Linked DNA regions of Homo sapiens: all the other regions are linked to region 3. The links are chromatin loops, found by intact Hi-C in ENCODE. Cell type or tissue: PC-9. All regions are shown on one strand. Region 1 overlaps CTNNA1 (catenin alpha 1). Region 2 overlaps CTNNA1 (catenin alpha 1). Region 3 has its middle 78 kb from the start of HSPA9.

Region 1 (2,500 bases), 230 kb before region 3:
AATGCAACCCACACCATGAATCTGTTAATTCTGTCTTTGTCAAACTACCCAAAAAATCAATTTGTCTTTCTTGTTATTGCAGGAAATAGAGGTTTATGCCTCATTAATCAGAAGGGGAGCAGTTTAGGAGCAGTTATTTACTAAGCCCTTTAAGTTATACTAGACAGACCATTTTAAAATCACAGTATCATTTTAGAAAAATACAGTCCAAATAGCAAGTTTAGGGTACCAATCATTTAAAATGTAATAGAGATGAGTACACATAGACACACTCACAACCTTAACACTGAGCTTGAGGAAAGTATAAAGCTTGCTCATTTTAAAACAAGATTCTGCCAGGCGCGGTGGCTCATGCCTGTAATCCTAGCACTTTGGGAGGCTGAGGCGGGTGGACAGCCTGAGATCAGGAGTTTGAGACCTTTAGCCTCAAAGCTGAAACCTTTGGTTTCAGCCTGACCAATATGGTGAAATCCTGTCTCTACTAAAATTACAAAATTACAAAAATTAGCCAGGCGTGGTGGCATGTGCCTGTAATCCCAGCTACTCGGGAGGCTGAGACAGGAGAATCCCTTGAACCCGGGAGGCAGAGGTTGCAGTGAACCGAGATTGTGCCATTGCACTCCAGCCTGGGTGACAAAGCGAGACTCCGTCTCAAAAAACAAACAAACAAACAAAAACAAGATTCTACTTCTTTTGAGATTAAAGTTATGATTTTTTATTTCTAGCATTAACTGAACAAAAATTACGTTACTCAAACATAACCTTAGGAAAAGCAACCCTGTAGCGTATAACTATTACTGGAAGTAGTGAGGAAACTTTTTACTCCAACCCTTGCCAGTTTGGAAGGGATGAAATATGTTCCTGGCATTGCTGGTGGCATCTCAAGGCACATTTTAGTCCCTAAATGAAAAGGCAAAGGTTTCCAGGTGAACCTACAAAAAAGCTACTCAACCTGACTGCACGAAACAAATATCATCCCACCATACTTCTTAGATAAAAAGTGCCCTACATTGAAAGATCCACATAACCTCTTCCGCTAAACAAAGGCTTTCTTTTCTCCTTCTTCTACACATTCTCCCTATGGAACCTGGTCATTCCTACTGCTTTAATGAACCTATGGTCACTCTGCCATCTTCCATGCTGACCCACCCACATACATTTTTGTTCTTCAGACATGCCGTGCTCTCTCTCACCTACATAAAATACTCTTCTCCCCTCCTTCCAACTCCTACCCATCGTTCAGATGAGAAACTACTTCCTTGTGGAAGCTTCTGCTAGCCAACCTCAGCCCTAAGTTCAAGTTCAGTGTCCCCACAGAATGCTACCACACCATCTCATGTTTCCTCTCAAAGACCTTCTCAAATCATACCTTAGGATAACTACCTGTTGACTTGTCTGTCTCCCATTGGACATGAATGAAATGAGAAACCAATAACCAATTAGAGACACATTTAAAAGATATAGGACTTCATGTGTAATCTGTGTGGCAAGTCATCAGTCTCTGCTTCCTTGTCACTAGTTAGAATATAAGACTTCAAATAAACCTCTGCTTTCTATCCTCATTTTAATCTAGAGTAAGCCTGAGGTGGGTAGAGGAGGGTGAAATACAGTGTTTTAACCCTTAACATTTAAGGACTGTTTAAAAAGGTAACAAACAGGAGGTCTGATTAGTTTAACAGGAAGATCTAGTTAGATAAAATACCTCCTCAGCCATTAGAAAATTCAACAACAACAACAAACAATGAATTATGGCATTTTACAAGACCAAATAAGAATCAGCATTGAAGCTTCTTCTACCCAAGACAATAAAAAAGAGAACTGGGGCTGTCATCCATACAGTAGGGACCTTCAATAAAGCAAGAGATGAAGATCTTGAGAAAGGAAGTGATAACCAAGCTGTTGCTCACAACCAAGAAGGTTTCTGAGAGGAAAGAGAACTTTAAAGAGAATTATCAAGAAAAATGTTTGAAAACTAAGGGAAACTAGCAGCTTTTAGGGAGTCAATACATGTCTTCATGAGTAGGGCTAAAAAGCTTGCTGTGGGCTGGGCAACACAGTGTCATACAACATATATTTAATGAATAACAGGAGAAGCAATTTGACCTTGGTTGTTCTACCTGGCCCACAAATGGCTGGTGGGCTCTGCCTAAGCTGAACATGTAACAAGAGTTGCTGGGAGTGCTTTAAGCAAAGCTCAACAGTAGATCAATCTTAGAATACAATGATTATATAGTCCTGTATTCCCAAATTCTTTTCAAAGAATGCCCTCTTCTTAAATTACAAAGAGCAGAACAGACACTGCAGACATACACAGACAAACGCAACAAGCATCAAGACGAGCTCTCAAGGAGGACAGTCTTACCTCACTGCTCTCTCCAGCCTCAGGAAGCCCCTTTCAGCAATGTGCAATACAAGGAGGAATCAACATCTCAACTGCAGACGGAATGCTGACATGCTGCTATAAACCGTACAGAGTAAGAAATGATCTTGTTCTCTTTGG
Region 2 (2,500 bases), 130 kb before region 3:
AATTTTTCTAGCATTAATTATTAGTAAACTGTGGATTACCATTTTACTTTTTATCAATTCTGAATTTCCCAAAACATGATTCCTTTATACCCAGATTTATGTCAAGCTCCAACCAGTTCAAATATGCATGGCTGATTTAACATACTATTCTGACACAATAGGACAATTTCTAGAGTATTTTCAGAGTAGGTAGATATTTTTCCATTTTATCACACCCATCTCTTCAGCATGAACTAAAAAGAAGTATTACACAGGATGAAAAGTAAACTTCGGTCCCATTTCTTTCCTATCAATTTGTGTTACAACATTTCTAAGACTTAACTATTACTTGAAATACCCAAGAGAAGTGGATTCAGATTCTCCAGATGTCCCTCTGCAAGCATCTCTCATGATTAAAATGAGCCAGTCCAACTTAATACATCTCCAATAACTAAGTTACTGAGCAACTGGCAAGCATAAGAATGAGAATTAAAATATGAGCCAGTCCAACTTAATACATCTCCAATAACTAAGTAAGTTACTGAGCAATTGGCAAGCATAAGAATGAGAATACTGACCACAAAAAAAATCTTCAAACACTGATTTTCTAGAAAGGCCTGCCTCTCTTTACCTAAAAAGCAGTAATGACCTACCTTGTTTTCGAACATCTTCTACAGCAGCCACAAGCTCCTCCTTGAGAAACTGGCTCTCCTTCGCAATTTTATCCCCCTTCTCCAAGAAATTCTCAGTTGCTTGTTCAACAGATGCAGCCAAAACATGGGCCTTCTTAGAACGACCTCTCTTCTTATTAGAGGGCCCTTTACTATTGGTGTTTACAAGGGTTGTAACCTAAAAGTTTCATTTTTAACATTAAACTGGAGTCAATTAAAATGACAAACTAATATCTTTAAAGACAGCAAGATTAAGTTATTCTTTTAAAAAATCACATGAGATTCCACTGAACATTAACATACAATTCCCCATATTTAAGATATACAGCAATGATGCTATATTTAATTTCCAAAATAATTCAGCTTTCTTAATGTGTACAGAGAATTATTTAACACATATTTTAATTTCTCAAATATGATCATTAGGTTTTTAGTTTGATTTTACAAATTAAAAAATGATTAGAGACAAGTTAGATGTCTCTACTATATGTCACCAAGATGTTCCAGAAAGAGGTTAACAATGAACTTAGCTTTATCTGGAGATCACACTGCCACTGTTTTCAAACTTTGCAAAACATTTTAAGATAATTTGCTTCTGAAGTCTTTTGACAGTTTATTCACACAAATCTCAGCAATTAGTAAAGGTCCCAATAAACGAATGATTGCCCAAAGAAGCCTACAGTGATGACGCTTTATGTCTTAGAACATTACCATCATTAATACACATAATACCAGATTATCTCTAGGTTAAAGATGATGAATATATGTTATAGTGTAAATTTGCCAAACAAGACTCATTTTCTCTCTCTCTCTCTGAATCTCTCACATACAAACAATAGACATACTATTGTAAAACACTAAAAGTACACAGCTAGTTGCTAACAGTTTATGAACTACCCTAACATTGTGACATTTGTAGCATACCAAACCTAAACCCTCAAGTTGAATTACCTGCTAATTAATCCCACACAATGAAAGGTGTGTTAAGCAGAGTGAGAGACCTTAACAATCAAGGATCCAGACTCCACCTTTCTTGGGTTTCCCCTCTGAAGAAAGGTGAAGTATCTGCAAAGCACAAACATTTGCAAAGTTGCACTACATACCATGGACCCGTTACTAGCAATAAGACTGAAGAAAACGACAGCAGCAGCGTTCTCAAGGGTTAACTAAACCCATGCATCAATATTCAAATCATCTAAGAACTGTCACCTAAACTCAAGTACTGGAATTAAGGCTTTGAACTAAATAACCTTGCTCTTATGGTTGTTACCCAGGCCTGTGCTATAGAACCATGTTACAATGTATTTGTGTTTTCAGATTCTTACCTGTGTAACAAGAGGCTCCAACAGTCTCTCAACTGCCAGAGTCCTGATCTCTAGACTTTTAGGATCCCACTTGAAGTTTATGTTGCCTGCATGGACAGCAGTCATTTCTAAATAAGAAACAAAAAGTCAGTCAGGCAAACATCAAACACAAACATGAAATATGTAACAAATCTTCTCCTACTTTGGGACTTTTGCATCAGGAAAGCTATATTCACTATAGATGAAAAAATTCTAACTAGCCTACACATGAAGACCCAGTAAACCTTACAACCTCTTAATATTTAATGATTTCAGGCTTACAAATAGGAGGGGTACTACAAGAGGGCATTCCCAAACACACAGAATGTTTCCCTTTGGGCTTCTCTAGCACCAAGACTTCCTACCTCAGTTCCTACTCACTTTATCTGCCCCACCTTTAGAAACAAGATGAAAAGCTAAAGTGAATGAAAGCTACTTTCTTTTTTTTTTTTTTTTTGAGACAGAGTCTTGCTCTTTCGCCCAGGCTGGAGGGCAGTGGTGGATCTC
Region 3 (2,500 bases):
TTCTCTGATAGAGGCTTAAAAGAGAGCAAAGCCCCAGGGCTGGGGTAGCTCAGGCCCAGGGGACCATGGGGGTGAGGCCTAGGCCACATGGAGATGGAAGCATGAGCCGGCTCATGACTGCATAAAGACTGTGGTATTGAGTGGGCTCTGGTGACTCACCACTCAGCGGAGGGGTCTGGGAGAGTGATGTCACTGTTGACACTAGAACTGCCCCATCCCTGCCCTGAGACCTTTTCTTGCCTTGCTGACTTCTTTTTGCCTCCCTTTATAGGGCAGGGCTAAGGAAGCAAGTTTCACCTTTGATGACATTTAGAACCACAATGTGGTTTTTTTAAACCGAGAATTTCCTTCCCACATCCTCACCTCCTCCTCCTCTGCCTGTCTTGTGGCGGTGGGGGGGGGGGTGTACTCATGTGCACGTGGGCATTCTCTGTCTCACACATGTGTGCACATTTCTTTTATGTATGTACAGCTCACGTGCATGCACACACACACACTCACTCACACTCACACATACTCCCACCTGCCATCTGTTTCCGTCAGTCGGGGGATCACATAAACTGGGCCTCCAAACAGTGCAGGGGGACTGGAAGGGGCTGATTCTCCCAGAGGGGGACCTGAGGAAGAATCCCTGTGTGCTCTTGTCTGCTGGCACCTCGATGCCATGTGCCTCTTCACTTCAGAGGCTGCACCCTTGAGCCCCAGTAAGCCCAGAATTTGGGTAGGAATGTGTGTCCTTGAGAAGGTGAGCTTCCAATTTCATAATCAGAGGAAAACTGGGGTGGAATTGGGTTGTGGGTTGTGGGTAGGGACAGTGGGGATATATGGAGGAAGACATAGACTAGGAGGGCCAGAGACTAGAAACTGACTTCAAGACAAATGTCATCACTGTCCCTTCTCCCACCCTCCCCCAAATTAGATGTATATTTCTTTCCCTCTACATTTTGAGAAGAGAGAAAGTTGCATCTCACTTGGTAACCAAGTCCCAGGAATCTAGCTTAAGCCGGGGCAGAGGAAGAGTTCCCAACATGAGACTGAATATTAATGCTATGTAAATCACATGCAAATGTGTTGAAAGCAAAAATAAATAGGTGGTGGGTCTTGAAAAAGGAACAATTAGACTGAGGTGAAGGCAGTGGAGGAGCCACAGCCTGGTAACAGGGTGACTTCTGGAGTCTGGGTGCAGGCTGTGCGCTCCTGCCCTCTAGAGATCCTGGCCTGCCTGTGGTTGGTAAAAAACGGTTTGTTTTGGCCATAAGCAACTAACCAACAAGTCCTTGTCAAATGCATACCTGGCCTGGTGGCAGAGGTGGATTTTCTGTGAAGCTAATGAAGCTTGGGTGGCAGTGCTCCTCATTTGCACAGGCCCCTTCGAAACCCTGCACTTAATTTCATATTCATCATCTTGTATTTTTTTTCTTAAAGAGGGCCCCCCAAATTGTATAAGCTTTGGGCTCCACAAAACCTGGGTTCACCTCTGCAGTGAAGGGGATAATTGTGTAAAATGTTGACAAGCTCTCTGTTCTTGGTTTAATTAGCAGCCTCCTTTGAAATAATCTCTGTCAGAGATGTGTCTGTGTGCACAGCTTTATGCGCCCCTTTTCCTAGGTGGAGGGAGACCCCATGGCTGCTCCTGTTTCCAAGACACCACGGTTTTCTGCCTTGAGACTGGGGCAAGAGAAGGGTGAAGGAAACTGCTTTGTTTCTAAAGGGAATGTGGCGGAGAACCCCAAGGAACAAGTATCTGATAATAAATAATAATAATCTTACCTTTGTAAAGCCTTTAAGAGTTTCCAAAGGGAATGTGTCATTTGATCTTCACAATAACCCTGAAGCAGGAAGGAAAGGTATTATGGAGATGTGTTACAGACAAGTAAACTGAGGCTCAGAGAAGTCTAATTACAATAATAATAGCTCAAAAGCACAAAGCTATTGTATCAGCAAGAACAATCACATATGTTCACTCATTTAATCTGTACAACAATTCTATGAGGTGGGTACAATTATTATCCTCATTTTAGAAACAGGGAAACTGCACAGAGAGGTTAGCCAAACTAAAGAGTAGCCCAGCCAAGATCCGAACTCAAGCAAGCAGTCTGGCGGCTGAGTCCTCGCTCTCAATCAGTACGCCACTCCAAAACCTTGTGCACCGTCATGGGCTAGACTTCAAGCCCTGACCTGTCTGACCCGTTTCTCATCACCACTAAGCACTAATATGTCCCTCTGAACCAGGAACTCAAAGCCTAGATGGAGGGGCAGGAGATTGGTGGGAAGTCCAGGTGACTGACCGTAAGGATCAGGGTCTAGTCATGGAAATGGCCCCTCAGGACAGATGAGTACCAGGGTTCCTCCTGGACTGAAAGCACAGGGCGGGAGGTGAGCCAGCAGGCACCAGCCCGCCAAGAGCCCGGGTAGACTTCTTAAAGAAGCTGGAACGTGTTGGTTCCTTTCAGGAACCAACATCTGACCACCTCTCCCCACTCCTTACTTACAGGCAAGT

Evidence for each region. A loop is a pair of places that touch in the nucleus more often than their neighbours do. Peaks named below come from ENCODE experiments on the same cell type or tissue, not always from the same donor. Only the 100,000 strongest peaks of a DNase experiment are listed, where the experiment ranks them.
Region 1: it touches region 3 in a loop (6-fold over the local background); 3 of 110 quality-filtered maps call a loop at or near these places.
Region 2: it touches region 3 in a loop (5-fold over the local background); 5 of 110 quality-filtered maps call a loop at or near these places.

The regions. Positions count from the first base shown.
Region 1 is chr5:138,881,000-138,883,499 of GRCh38, reverse strand. All of the region lies in intron 7 of CTNNA1 (catenin alpha 1), which reads right to left. Among named protein-coding and RNA genes, the nearest start is that of LRRTM2, 6.9 kb to the right of the region's middle. In PC-9, no CTCF peak of the experiment used is centred here; no DNase peak of the experiment used is centred here.
Region 2 is chr5:138,781,505-138,784,004 of GRCh38, reverse strand. CTNNA1 (catenin alpha 1) reads right to left here. Exons shown (of 18, transcript NM_001903.5): 2 at 1,976-2,082; 3 at 633-828. The coding sequence starts at 2,080. Among named protein-coding and RNA genes, the nearest start is that of CTNNA1-AS1, 29 kb to the right of the region's middle. In PC-9, no CTCF peak of the experiment used is centred here; no DNase peak of the experiment used is centred here.
Region 3 is chr5:138,652,393-138,654,892 of GRCh38, reverse strand. No RefSeq gene overlaps it. Among named protein-coding and RNA genes, the nearest start is that of HSPA9, 78 kb to the right of the region's middle. In PC-9, a CTCF peak has its summit at 1,162 (motif pointing left); DNase peaks (open chromatin) are centred at 262 and 1,232; H3K27ac peaks cover 621 bases.